Linked DNA regions of Homo sapiens: region 2 is linked to region 1. A link is an interaction called in ENCODE POLR2A ChIA-PET data of the cell type or tissue named here. Cell type or tissue: endothelial cell of umbilical vein. All regions are shown on one strand. Links, peaks and the distances in the headings refer to the core of each region. The heading gives the core; the rest is flanking DNA. Region 1 holds the start of DIAPH2-AS1 (DIAPH2 antisense RNA 1). Region 2 overlaps DIAPH2 (diaphanous related formin 2).

What was found. ChIA-PET counts read pairs that join two places held together with the same protein. Peaks named below come from ENCODE experiments on the same cell type or tissue, not always from the same donor. Only the 100,000 strongest peaks of a DNase experiment are listed, where the experiment ranks them.
Region 2: POLR2A ChIA-PET joins it to region 1 with 6 read pairs; 2 of 35 experiments call an interaction of 5 or more read pairs at or near these places.

The regions. Positions count from the first base shown.
Region 1 is chrX:97,560,688-97,567,373 of GRCh38, reverse strand. All of the region lies in intron 26 of DIAPH2 (diaphanous related formin 2), which reads right to left. It overlaps DIAPH2-AS1 (DIAPH2 antisense RNA 1), which reads left to right and starts at 2,839. Exons shown (of 3, transcript NR_125391.1): 1 at 2,839-2,994. RefSeq lists an enhancer at 3,528-3,817. In endothelial cell of umbilical vein, for the core only: no CTCF peak of the experiment used is centred there; a DNase peak (open chromatin) is centred at 3,553; H3K27ac peaks cover 1,166 bases.
Region 2 is chrX:97,459,510-97,466,195 of GRCh38, reverse strand. All of the region lies in intron 26 of DIAPH2 (diaphanous related formin 2), which reads right to left. Among named protein-coding and RNA genes, the nearest start is that of DIAPH2-AS1, 100 kb to the left of the region's middle. In endothelial cell of umbilical vein, for the core only: no CTCF peak of the experiment used is centred there; no DNase peak of the experiment used is centred there.

The DNA.
Region 1 (6,686 bases), core at 1,625-5,624:
GGTAGGGAGGCAGAATAAATAAGGCAATCACAGGCTTAAACTTTCTGTATTCATTTAGTGGAGACAAAGAATTCAGGTTGTGCAAGGATTTAAAATGCAGATTGTCAGGATTTATAAGGAAAAGATTTATTCTTTTCTCATTACTATAATAAACAGTGATCAAAAAATGCTTCATCAGACTTACAGTAGATAAAGAAGGGAAGTACAACTTCAATTAAGTCCTTGATTTATAGATAATGTTGCAACATCACAAACAATGAACATCATATTCTACCACAATCTATTTACCAAGATGTGTGTAGTTATTATGTGTTTTAGGGGTGTGATGGGGAGTCATTTTTCATTGTATTCTTTTCAAATTAGTATGCATTTAAATCACTGTTACAGAGAGAAAATTCAAATCAACATTAAACTTACATTCTTTCAAATCCTCTTTCAATAGATGTCAACATACACACATTATTATAGATATAATCAGCGTTTATATACTCTTTTGTGATCTAATTCTTTCACTTAACATTGTTTTATGTATACATTTCCATGAATTGTCACCTAACGGCACCACCTTGAAATTGTACCTGTTTCTCTACAGCTTCTCCAACACCTCACTTAGTGCTTAGCCATCACAATACATATATGTCGCTACCTGTTACTTTGTTGTTGTATTTCTTTACTTGCCAGTGAAAAATGTGTTTTTCCATGTGATGATTTACTATGTAAAATTTTTTACATGTAACATTTCTCTCTTCACCTCTTTCTTTTCCCTATGTGAAACGTGTGCAGGCCCTTCAAACACATTCTGCCTGATATAAACATAATTAAATTTGTTGACAAATTTGCTGTCAGTTGTTGAGGACAAGGGCTGCAACTCACAGCTTTCTCTCTGCAAATGCTTTCCACAAAGTATTCCATGCATTGTTCTGGAATTGGATATTCTCTAAGGTCCAAAAATTCCTATAATGGCAGGAACTTCACCTTCTATGTGTTTGGATCATCCTGGCATTTAATACATATATACGATGAATAAAAATAAGAAACTTGCATGATTTTAAAGTCATATAATTGGATAAATATTTCAAGAAAATCTCTATTCCTATCCTCACAAATATAAAGCATACCTTCCCGTTGCTCCCTACAAGTTATCTCGCAGAAAAAAAGAGGAAGATGTCTTACATTCAAGTGCTTAATTCCAAGGGACATTTTCCAAATTATTCTTAATAATGTACTCTCTGGAAAACACGCATTAGTCTGGAACAACTTAATATGGGTTTTAGATGCTTATGATGTAAACGTACAAAATTGGGGAAGGCAGTTAAGATAATGAAATTTAACACAGACCTATTAATTGTTTACAGGGTGTGACGTCATAGTACTAAGTGTTGGAGATCATTGTAAACAAGCCTTTGAAAGATTACTTAAGATTTCCCTGCAGTAAATACCTAACGAAGATCACCAATATACACATGCAAGATGAATGGAAAAGCCAATGGACCTAGTGGTATGCAAATGAGTATTTGTGGCTTGCGGAAAAAGCCTGACATTGATACTCTGATACACAGATTAAAGTGTTGTATCTCTAAAAACTTAGGTGGACATGAATGTAATATGCTCTGGAAAACTGTTAGATGACACAAAAATTAGCTCCAGTGCTTCTAGAAACACCAATGTCAGAGATACGCGTGAAGTTTCAATAGAATTGTTTTACAAAATGAGATAGTGGGGAGGAAAAGCAAAGTATCATACCTGAAGAGATTATTCTGCATCATCTACAATTTGAATATATCTGTATAACTAAACAAATTAAATTTCATAACTACACATTTCACTGTTTCGTCTACATTTCTAAAAGTCCAGCTACACTCAAAATGGTCATAAAACTTTTTTAAAGTTTTATTAGGAAAATGTGGGCTCACCTTATCCACCATATTTATTACAACTTTTTGAATCCAGGGTTGTATAAATAGCTCACTTAGCTCACAACAATAGTAAGAGCTGCTGTTTACTTAGCATTTAGTGGATACCATGCACTGTGTTAAGTGACTTGCATATATTGCGTCAATCATTCTTAAAAGGATCCCGTATGATAGGTATTATAAAACCATTTTACAAATGAGAAGAGTAAGCCTCCAAGAAATTAAAAAGCTTGCATAAGATCATGTAGTTAATAAGTGGTGGACATCTGTGGAGTTTCAAAGTCCGTAAGCTGACCCCCATACCAGATGGCATCCACAAGCACTAAGCCTGGATTTCTAGGTCCATGACTTTGACAGGAAGGTACTTTGTGTAAATGCAGGTGGAGTCCAAAGTAGGACAAGAACAAGAAGCTTTGCAAACCATTACCAGTATTACTATCTTCAATACTAATCCTTTTAATACTTTAAAAATATTTTTAAAACTAAAGCCATGAAGAATACCAAATTCATGATCAATTTAGCCTTGTGATTCTATTTTTGGTGGGAGTCACCAAGGGATGCTTTGTAGAAAGGATGGCTTTTCCTCCTTGGTTTCTCTTACAAAGCAACCATGTATCTATAGTGCATGAGTTGACCTGAATCACTTCACTTTTTAAACATGCTATTTCTTTAGAACTTCCAGGATAAGTTGTTCTGTGAGTCATGTATGGTACTTCCCTTTCCCCATTTGTTTCTGCAATGCTTCAAAGATACCCTTTACTATGGTTTGAGTGTTTGTAGTCCTCTAAAATTTATGTTGAAACTTAATTCTTACTGTAGCTGTATTAAGAGGTGGGACCTTTGGAGAAGTGATTAAGTCATAAGGGTTCTATCCTCATGAATGGGATTAATGCCCTTACAAAAGAGGCCTTAGAGAGCTCCCTGGCCCTTCTACTCCTTCTGCTATGCGAGAACACAGCGTTTGTCCATTTCACAATGTGAGGATACAGCAAGAAGTGTCATCTTGGAAGCAGAGAGCAAACACTCATCAGACATTAAATCTGACAGCACCTTGATCCTGGACTTCCCAGCCTCTAGAAATGTAAGCAATAAATTTCTGTCGTTTACAAATTACCCAGTCTCAGGTAGAGCAGCCTGAACAGATTAAGGTTTCAACATGCTTGGGTTTGGTAAATAGGTTTGCATTTATCCTATCCAAATGTTTATGATTTCTTGATTTCAAAAACACTGAGCATAGCCTCTGCATCCTTACACTGTAGAATGGATGAACATTGTGTCCTCACATGGCAAAAGGAGTGGAAGGGCCAGGCAGCTCTTTGAAGCTTCTCACTCAACTATTATATTTTCCAAGAGAAGAGCACTAATTGTTTTGGTCTTTCATAACAGGGAATTTTCACCCATTTTTACTTCATTACAAAGGGCCTTCTCTAGCCTGATGCAGCAGCCTGTTTTTAAACAGAAGCAGCAATCAGAATTACTTGCAATAATTCATCCTGTCTGGAGGACCCTAATCTTGTACTAAGGAAGTAGAATGTCTTCTGTTAGGATGCCAATCTCTTTCCTGAGACTGATCTGCAGAGTGTGGACCATTGTGATTACAACACCTTCCTGAGCTAATTTTTTTTTTTTCACAGAATGGTTACCAGTCACTCCTAGATCCCTTTTTCAAGTTTGAAACTGAGAAGGCAAAGCCTGCCAGCCTGTGAATGCAGCCTAGCTTCTTTCACTTTCATTTTTCACTAAATGCTTTACCGTATCCACACGAAGCTCATCTGCCACTTCTCGGCCCACTCAGGAGCCTCACGAGAGCTTCATGCAGTAGATCCCTGGCAGCTTGGCATTTCACTTTCAGTGAACTCAGAACAGCTGAGTGTAAACTGCAAACTCTCCTACTTTAGTTTCCTTAATTTTTTTATTGAGGCCTCAGAGTAATTAAACTGATAACGTATGGAGCTGAGAGAGAAATATTAAGTGTAAAATTATCTGCCAATTAAAAAAAGCAAGCTCCATGCTATGATAGTTTTTTTCTTTTTATTAAAAAATTCACCCTTCCTCACAGTGATGATGAAAAGTAAATAACATAAGCCTACATTTAGACATGCTACTGACCTCTCATACCTCTGAAGGGATAAAACTGAAGGATTAATCTGCCAAACATCCTAAAATGCATCTACTTTCATTGTCATCATTCCCTCCAATTGGTCTCTCCAGGTTGATTTGTAATTCTATATGCCTCGTATATATTTAAAGAGCCTAATGTTTATCATTACTTCATTTTTAAAATTTTTATTTCCTACTCTAGGAAACCTTATTAATTTTTATAACACTCCCTTTTCAGATTACAAGATAAATAAAATAGATTTCTAGTTTTCTCAGATATGCTTCAATTGTATGAGGGCTTATTATAAATACAGAAAAAAAATCAATTAGCAGAATTCTAATTTTCCTGTGGACATTTCAACAGAAAATAACAAAGATTGTGAAATTCTATTATAGCTATTTTACTACATAAGGGAAATATTATCCTGAGGGCTTTTTATTTTTGCCAAATACAAAGTTAATTTGTGCAAGCCAACCATACATAGATTTGGGGGGTATCTTTGTTAATTTGTACCACAAAGTGGTGGTGTTGGAGTAGGTAATAACCTTGGCATTCTCCTCATCTATAGCCTAGAAAAACACCCATTGAACTATAGGGTGTTCCCTTAATATCTACCTTAGTTTTAAGTTCTGTCCTGAACACAGTTCACTTTTGTCAATTAAAATTCCCGAATATTTCCCAATCCCATAAGTAGAAGCAGCACGATATAGTGGAGAGAACACCAAATTTGGACTCAGAGAAGCTTTAGGCTCAAATTCTGGCTCAGCCTCATGCAAGCCAGGAAATTAGGAGTAAGTCACATGGCCTTTCTTAATTTTTTTTTTGAGAGGGAGTCTTGCTCTGTCACCCAGGCTGGAGTGCAGTGGCGGGATCTTGACTCAGCTGGAATGCAGTGGCGCGATCTCGGTTCACTGCAACCTCCGCCTCCCAGGTTCAAGTGATTCTTCTGCCTCAGCCTCCCGAGTAGCTGGGACTACAGGCGCACGCCACCATGCCCAGCTAATTTTTTTTTTTTTTTGTATTTTTAGTAGAGATGGGGTTTCACCATATTGGCCAGGCTGGTCTTGAACTCCTGACCTCAGGTGATCCGCCTGCCTCCGCCTACCAAAGTGCTGGGATTACAGGCATGAGCCACCGCGCCCGGCCATCACATGTCCTTTCTAATTCTCAGTCTCCTCACCTGCAAAATGAGGAGAGTAACCCTACCTTACTATGTTCACACATTTCTTGTAAGGTTCAAATAAGATATTGTAAAATTAAAGTAGTTTATAAACAGTAGTTTACCAGGTAACTATACAGTTTTATCATAATTGGCTTTCTTAACTGCAAGGTTTATTTACAGATAGACCCTCTTTCAAATGGGCTAATTTAATATATTCTACCGTTGGCTCTGTATTTCATACTGTGATCCTTTGAAAAATATTCATGGTTTTATGACTATATCCATAGTAAAAACAAAAATGTTTCCAATGCCATCTTAACAATCAGCACAGAGGCAATAGCCTTCTTTTCATTTTACATTTTCTTTCTAGTTCTGGTTCTTCAGCACAAGCCACTCTGATGATGTTTAAAACCAAAATATCAAATGACACTGTCATGATCTGGAAATGTCTGCAAGGTCCAATGGGAAGTCTTAGCAAATGTCAGAGTACCTCTAAGGCAAGGCAGATCCTCAAGATGGATAATGATTCAGGAGTTTTGTACTAAAGATACAGCAGGGTGCTGGGGAAAGGCCTGTTTGATGCTCAAAGGTTAAGCAGCACAAGTTTAATGCCTAGTAAAGTAAAAAGTCACTTAGCATTGTGATTAGTGATGCCAAATAGGTACAGGGCGATTTAAAAGAGAGACAGTCAACAAACACATTTCAAGAGGTGTCAAAATGGATATTTTCATCCTTTTTCCTTTCTCTCTGACAAGTAACTACTTAGAAAAGCCAACAACTGAAAACACATCACAGGCAGCAGTCACCTGTTTGTCAGTAGACTACTGTTGTTGAGTTGCATTTTTAAATGCATCACAGTGGATGATAATTCACAGACATTAAAGGAAGAGAAATTATCTCTACATATCCATTAAGAATGGTCCTACTCATATGTCTATCACTGGCAATTCAATTGTTGATTTTTCTTTCAAAGCAAAACAAATACATGTATCAAGACAGTACAGAAACCTGGAAGAGGAATTGATCCAAGTCAGTGATACTAAATGAAATGACACACATCATTAAATACGGCAGATGCCTAGTGATAAGCACTAAAAGAAGGGGGTCAAAGCGATATCCAATAACAACAAAATAGTCTCAGAAGCAGAAAACTTAAAGGTTCTCTCCCCCTTCCCCCCAGATGCTTCAGATAACTCTAGGGAATGCTGAAATGCATGGTAATGTGTGAAAATTAGCCATCTACATTCATGATATGAAGTACATGTCATGGTTAGCATATGAAAATTCTTGTTAATGTAATGGTCCATTCTAGGATATGCAGTATAATTGGAGCTGGACTTAAGGATTTCTCATGTGGCATCATCATGGTCTCAAGAAGAAAGTGAAATCTAAAATGACACATTTGGGCTGGGCACGGTGGCTCACGCCTATAATCCCAGCACTTTGGGAGGCCGAGGCAGGCGGATCACCTGAGGTCAGGAGTTGAAGACCAGCCTGGCCAACATGGCGA
Region 2 (6,686 bases), core at 1,064-5,063, 100 kb after region 1:
TAAATAGTTTTGATGACAGCAAGTCTTTGACTTTTAATAGATTTGTTTTACAAAACAAATATTTCAGAGCCAAATCAATAAGTAACCTGGGTAATACTAAAGTTTGGTTAAACACTAGATGTAACTGAAGAAATTATACTGAATTTCTTCTCTAGCTCAAATTCAGGGTACTGCACAACATTCATTTGGATAAATAAATTCTGGCTGGGACCAAGCGTGGTGGCTCATGCTTGTAATCCCAGCACTTTGGGAGGCTGAGGTGGGTGGATCACCTGAGGTCAGGAGTTCGAGACCAGCCTGACCAACATGGTGAAACCCCATATCTACTAAAAATACAAAATTAGCCAGGTGTGATGGTGAATGCCTGTAATCCCAGCTACTTGGGAGGCTGAGGCAGGAAAATCGTTTGAACCCAGGAGTTGGAGGTTGCAGTGAGCCGAGATTGCACCATTGCACCCCAGCCTGGGCAACAAGAGCAAAACTTCACCTCAAAACAAACAAACAAACAAAATTCCGGTTGGTTTGGTAACAAAGGCAATATACCATCATCCCTAGGTATCCATGAGGAATTGGTTACAGAACTTCCTTCAGAAACCAGAAAATTAGCAGATGCTCAAGTTCCTTATATAAGATGGCATAGTATTTGCATATCACCTATGTACATCCTCCCGTATACTTAAAATCATCTCTTGACAACTTAAAATACCTAATAAAATGTTAATGCTATGTAAAAGTTGTTATACTGTATTGTTTAGGGGACATGAAAAAAGTCTGTGCATGTTTAGTACAGATGTCATTTTTAAAAATATTTTCGATATGCCTTTCATTGAATCCATGAATGTAGAATCTACGGATATGAAAGGACAATTGTATTCAGTATAATATAGATAAACGCATAAACGTGTGTGTGTGTGTGTGTGTGGGTGAATTCTAAAGCAAGACAGGATAGTTCATTTTACAAATTAGGAAATGGAGGGCCTGAAGCTAGTGTAGTCCTAGTAAAGTCCCTGGTATACAGTGAAGTGCTTAAAAAATATTTATGTAGCCATGGCCGGGCGCGGTGGCTCATGCCTGTAATCCCAGCACTTTGGGAGGCCGAGGAGGGTAGATCACCTGAGGTCAGGAGTTCGAGACCAGCCTGACCAAAATGGAGAAACCCTGTCTCTACTAAAAATACAAAATTAGCCAGGCGTGGTGGTGCATGCCTGTAATTCCAGCACTTGGGAGGCTGAGGCAGGAGAATTGCTTGAACCCAGAAGGCAGATGTTGCAGTGAGCCAAGATTGTGCCATTGCACTCCAGCCTGGGCAACAACAGCAAAACTCCGTCTCAAAAACAAAACAAAACAACAACAACAAAAACATACATATATATATATTTATGTAGCCAAAATGATGATCTATGGAGAAATACACAATATGCTTTAAAATTGTGTTAGAGTGCTAGGATTATGGGTGTAGCAAACATCAGTCTATTTGCCAGCCCTTCCCATACCCTTCTCAGAGAATCTGCTCTTTCATCAAGTGCCTGGAAAAGGTGACAGTCCTATCACCATGTGATCTTATCTCTGCTCTGGCTGATTGGCCACAGAATGAACACCTGACTTAAGGGAAACAAATTCACAGGCTAGCTGGATCAGTCAGATTCTGTCACAAGAATCTGAACTTGGAGAGACCCATGTCACATAAAGATAGGCACTTGAAGTAAGCAACATACTGTATCATAGTTGTGGCAGTCATGTTCAAACAAAGGAAACCAATGGCGCGATCTGGGCTCACTGCAAGCTCCGCCTCCTGGGTTCATGCCATTCTCCTGCCTCAGCCTCCTGATTAGCTGGGACTACAGGTGTGTGCCACCATGCCCGGCTAATTTTTTTTTTTTTTTTTTTTTTTTTTTTTTAGTAGAGATGGGGTTTCACCGTGTTAGCCAGGATGGTCTCGATCTGACCTTGTGATCTGCCCGCCTCGGCCTCCCAAAGTGCTGGGATTACAGGCATGAGCCACCACCCCCGGCCTGAGAGCAACTTATATTTCTAACTTTTCCATTTTGGTTCCAGCCTAAGACACTCTGTGGTCTCACTGTTGTTTCCTATCCTTGGATGTCCACAAGGTTGCTTATCACATCCTTAAATAAATACCCCTTCACTCAAGCTACCTTATGTAGATTTCTGTTCCATACAACCAAGCAGTGCCTATGACAATGTGGCAGTGGACCTGATTCCTCCCTTTAGTTTGTCAATAAAAAAAATTAGAAAAACAATTTTTAAACTGTTCATGGAATGGCTGAATGCCCAGGGAGATTAAGTGATTCACTTCAAGTCATTCGCACAGTGATGGGTCAAGCATTAGAAACCAGATCTCCTAACTCATCACAGACCCTGGAGTTACATAACCTTGGAAATGTTACTTAACCTCTCCTTGCCTCAGTTTCCCCCACTATAAAAGGGAATATAGTAATAGTACTTAACCTAATAGGATTTTTGTGAGGATTAAATTTGTTATTATATAATACAAATAGTAGAGGCCGGGAGCATAATCCCAGCATTTGGGAGGCTGAGGTGGGCAGATCACCTGAGGTCAGGAGTTCAAGATCAGCCTGGCCAACATGGTGAAACCCTGTCTCTACTAAAAATACAAAAATTAGCCAGGTGTGGTAGTGTGTGCCTATAGTCCCAGCTACTTGGGGGGCTGAGGCAGGAGAATCGCTTGAACCCGGGAGGCAGAGGTTGCAGTGAGCCGAGATCACCTCATTGCACTCCAGCTTGGTGACAGAGTGAGACTCAGTCTCAAAAAAATAATAATAAAAATAAACAAATAAATAAAATGGTAATAGCTGATTGAATCAGGGAAGGACCCCGACCTACAGGGGAACCATCCTAGGCTTGTCAAAGACTTGGGGCCTGGTGCAAAAAAAAAAAAAAAAGGATTCAGATAACATTCCTGTCACAGGAACATAGAATTGGGACCCAAGAATCTTTGTCAGGAGGTAGAAGGAGCAGTTAGATGAGGATAAGTGAAGTCTCGTTTCAAGCACTAGATTAAAGGCCCATGAACTCATGATGTGAAGGACCACAGAGCCACCTTGAAAGGAGAGCAAAGATCCCATTTCCAGGGCTCTAGGTCTAGGTGTATAATACATCCTGCCCTGAATTCCCTTGAGCCTCTCTGTATCTGTTCAATGAACACCCAGTTTAAATAGCTTTTTGTTCCTTGTAATCAGAAGACACTCAATGAAGTAAAATGCTTATTAATAGTACCTTAACTTTTTGTACAAAATTAAAAGCAATTACATACACAACAGCATAGAAGGGAGGTCCCAGATGCTTCTCATTTCAAACTTTTTTTTTTTTTAAGTGTTCTCACACTCTGTTGCAGCATGGTCATCACAATACTCTCATTTCTCTCTTTCTGGGTAAAAAGTGCTTTATCACCATCTTATCACCAGGAACTAAATGGCACAGGTCTTAAGAATGAGTAATTAATCATTCTATATCCATTGAGCATCATCGGATTCCTTTTGTTTAACATGACAGATAATAGCTTAAGCCTACATTCTTCCAATTAAAATGTGAAAACGTTCTTTACAAAGGTCTTCTACTCTTACAAAGCTAACCAAACTCTAGAGCATATTCTATAATTAGCACCCTGAAAATATTTTTTAAAGCAGCAAAACAGCAACCTGAGCACAAACCAAGACTACTGCAAATTGTAAACAACTTCAGATGATTTACAGAAAAAGAATTCGACAAAGCTTCCTTAATGTCAGGATATAAACAGTTCTTAGTGCTATTTAGTTAAATGATAATTATAAAACCCATTGAACTGAATGAGAATTTGGATTGTCAGACAAATGTTTGTAAGGGGTTAATTAATTCATATGAACTACACAGCTCAGCTGAAAATGGGCTCATTATTCTAAACCACCAACTTTGTCTGCTTCTTGTATTGTCCTCCTTTCTCCATCAGATTTATCCTGTTGCACCCCCACCCACAGTAACGAATGTTAGGAGATAGAAATATTTAAAAGGATATGTGAGCTATAGGCATTTTGCAAGAGTACATCAGGGGTACAAAGATGTCTGCTGGAACACTGAAATGGGAAGATCATTTATTAGTGCACCATGGTTCATAACATCCCAAAGGGTTCAATATTTTCATTACGCACATAAACATAACCCCTCCTCCTTTTCAAATGCCTCATTACAGCTAAGCCTGGAGCTTTTTTCTTAAAAAGCTTTCCTCTGAAATTATTAATAATTTGAAGTTCCCTACAGGCCAAGGGTATTATTACAGTCAAAATACCTCAATATGTATATATACTTATATACTCTCTTTTATGCTATTTTAAATAACAAAGTATTTAGTGGAAACAAGTAAAGAATTTATAAGCTATATACAGAAAAGCCTAGAGGAAGATGGCAATATCCCAGACTCCAAGGAAACGGCTCTTGAAGCTTATTAGGTGGGTGTAGGAGACTGTAATAGGATTATGAGTTTTGGTTTAGCCTGTCCATCATTTCAAAATCCCCATAACTAAAGGGAATATCTTCATAGGGGTCTGAGTTTAATATTGAAGCTGCTTTATCTAATTCTTCCTATTTTATAATGCTGAGTGCTAATTAGTTCCATCCACTTTCTTCAGGCTTGTCAATAAGGCAACTTGGAAGCCAAGAACCTGCTGAATTATGGATTAACCAGTTCTGTAACAGCGTGTTCAAGCAACCTAGTTAGCTACTCCAAAATGTAATGTTATTATGGGCACGGGAAAGCATAAAATACTCTTTTGTTATGTTCTGTTTAAAAGAAAAAAAATAACTCCCTACAAGTGAACTGTTTATTTCTGATGTGTTAATGAACATTTTAGATATGTAAAACTAAAATAACATTTACTCTTGTGTGTGTCAAACATAGCCTATTAAATTCACAATAGCCATAATGATATTTGCTACAAAAAAAAAAAAAAGACAAACTAGTCTTAGAATTTTGAGTGCAGAAAAGAAAAATCTTAAAGGCAGAAAGACTGAGAGACTGACACGAGTTCCCTCATCTACCTTCACTTTTATTGAACCTGCATCCCAACCTCCCTGGGCCTTCCCATTACTTTCTTAACTCTTGCCATTTCAATTGACTCCTTTCTGGTGCAGCTAGATGCTAGAATCGGCCCTGTAGGGTCATACATTCTGGAATTAGAAGTAATGTTAGAGATAAACTGATGTAGCTCTCTTATTTCACAAGTGAATTAACTGAGATCCAAAGGTCAAGCGAACTATTCGAGGTCATACAAGCTAGTTGATATACTAAAGTTAAAAAATGAATCCAAGTCTCCTGATTCCTTGTTCCACGCTCCTTCACTTCTACTTACCATCATAACCATCCCATTCAACCATGTCTGAACTTGTTGCTGTCACTAGGCTGCTGAGCTATCCCCTCCACCAGGCATAATTTTTTTTAGCCACAAGGAATTCAGCCATGATCAAGCATTGACAAAACACAACTTGGCTATGTCTAGTGCGTGCTCTGTGGTTTGACTCCCCAAGTGTCCCCAGACCTCCCCTGCCTCCACAGGCTTCCAATTCTACCTTCCTTTCTTCATTTCTAAAGGATTAGCTTGATTTCTACCTTGTAAAAATGAATCTATCTCCCAGGAGTTTAATCATCTGCCTTCGCCTAGAAATCAACTGTTTTCTATTCTGCTCATCTTTGTGGCGAGACAACTCTCCTTTTCTCTCCTCCTGAAGATTTATTTATTTATTAAGGCATTTATTGAAATACATGTATTCCCTTCCTTATTGGCAACTTCAGTCTCTCCTTTTTTACTGCTGCTTTTTCTTTAAACTCTAACTAATAAAAATAATAATAGCAGTAATAATAACGAGCTAGTACATACAAAGTATTTATTATTGAGACAGTCAGGTGGGAGGGGGTCCCTGGAGAAACTCCAAACAGCCTGCCCACTAAGGTGGAGCCTCGTTAAGTTTACACTGGGGAGGAGCCTGGCCCCTCCTTTTCCTGTGTGGAAGTTGGGATTCTAACATCCTGCTCTAGCAGGATGTTTCCCCCTTTTCTTCCTTTTCACCAAATAAAACCCTGCTTGTTCACCATTCAAATTGTCTGCGGGCCTGAATTTTTGTGGCTGTGGGACAAAGAACTCTGTCTTTAGCTGAACTAAGGAAGAGTTCTGCAACATTTTGTGCTAGGGACCATTTTAGGTGCTTAGAAAGTATTAACTCATTTAATCCTCATAATAACCCATGAGGTAGGTATAACTATTATCCTCATTTTACAGATAAGGAAACTGATACATAGGTTAAATAACTTGCCCAAGATACACAACTAGGAAGTGGTAGTGCCAGGATTTGAACCCAGAGAGCTTAGCTTCAGATTCTGTGCTCTTAACCATCATGCTGCCTCTTTAATATATGTCATATCTACACCATCACTTATGAGCTCTATTACACTGAGCAAGTTACTTCTCAGAGACTCAGTTTGTTGATACGTAAAATTAAAATAATATTGCTAATTTTGTAGGATTGATATGAGGATTATGTGAACTGCAGAATATACATAACCCATCATGCCTGGCATATATAAACATCCAATAAATGACAATGTTATCATGATGAGATTAGTAACCACCACATTTGGCTTTTATCAATAAAACGTTCCAAGGAAGTGCTCCCAGAGGGAG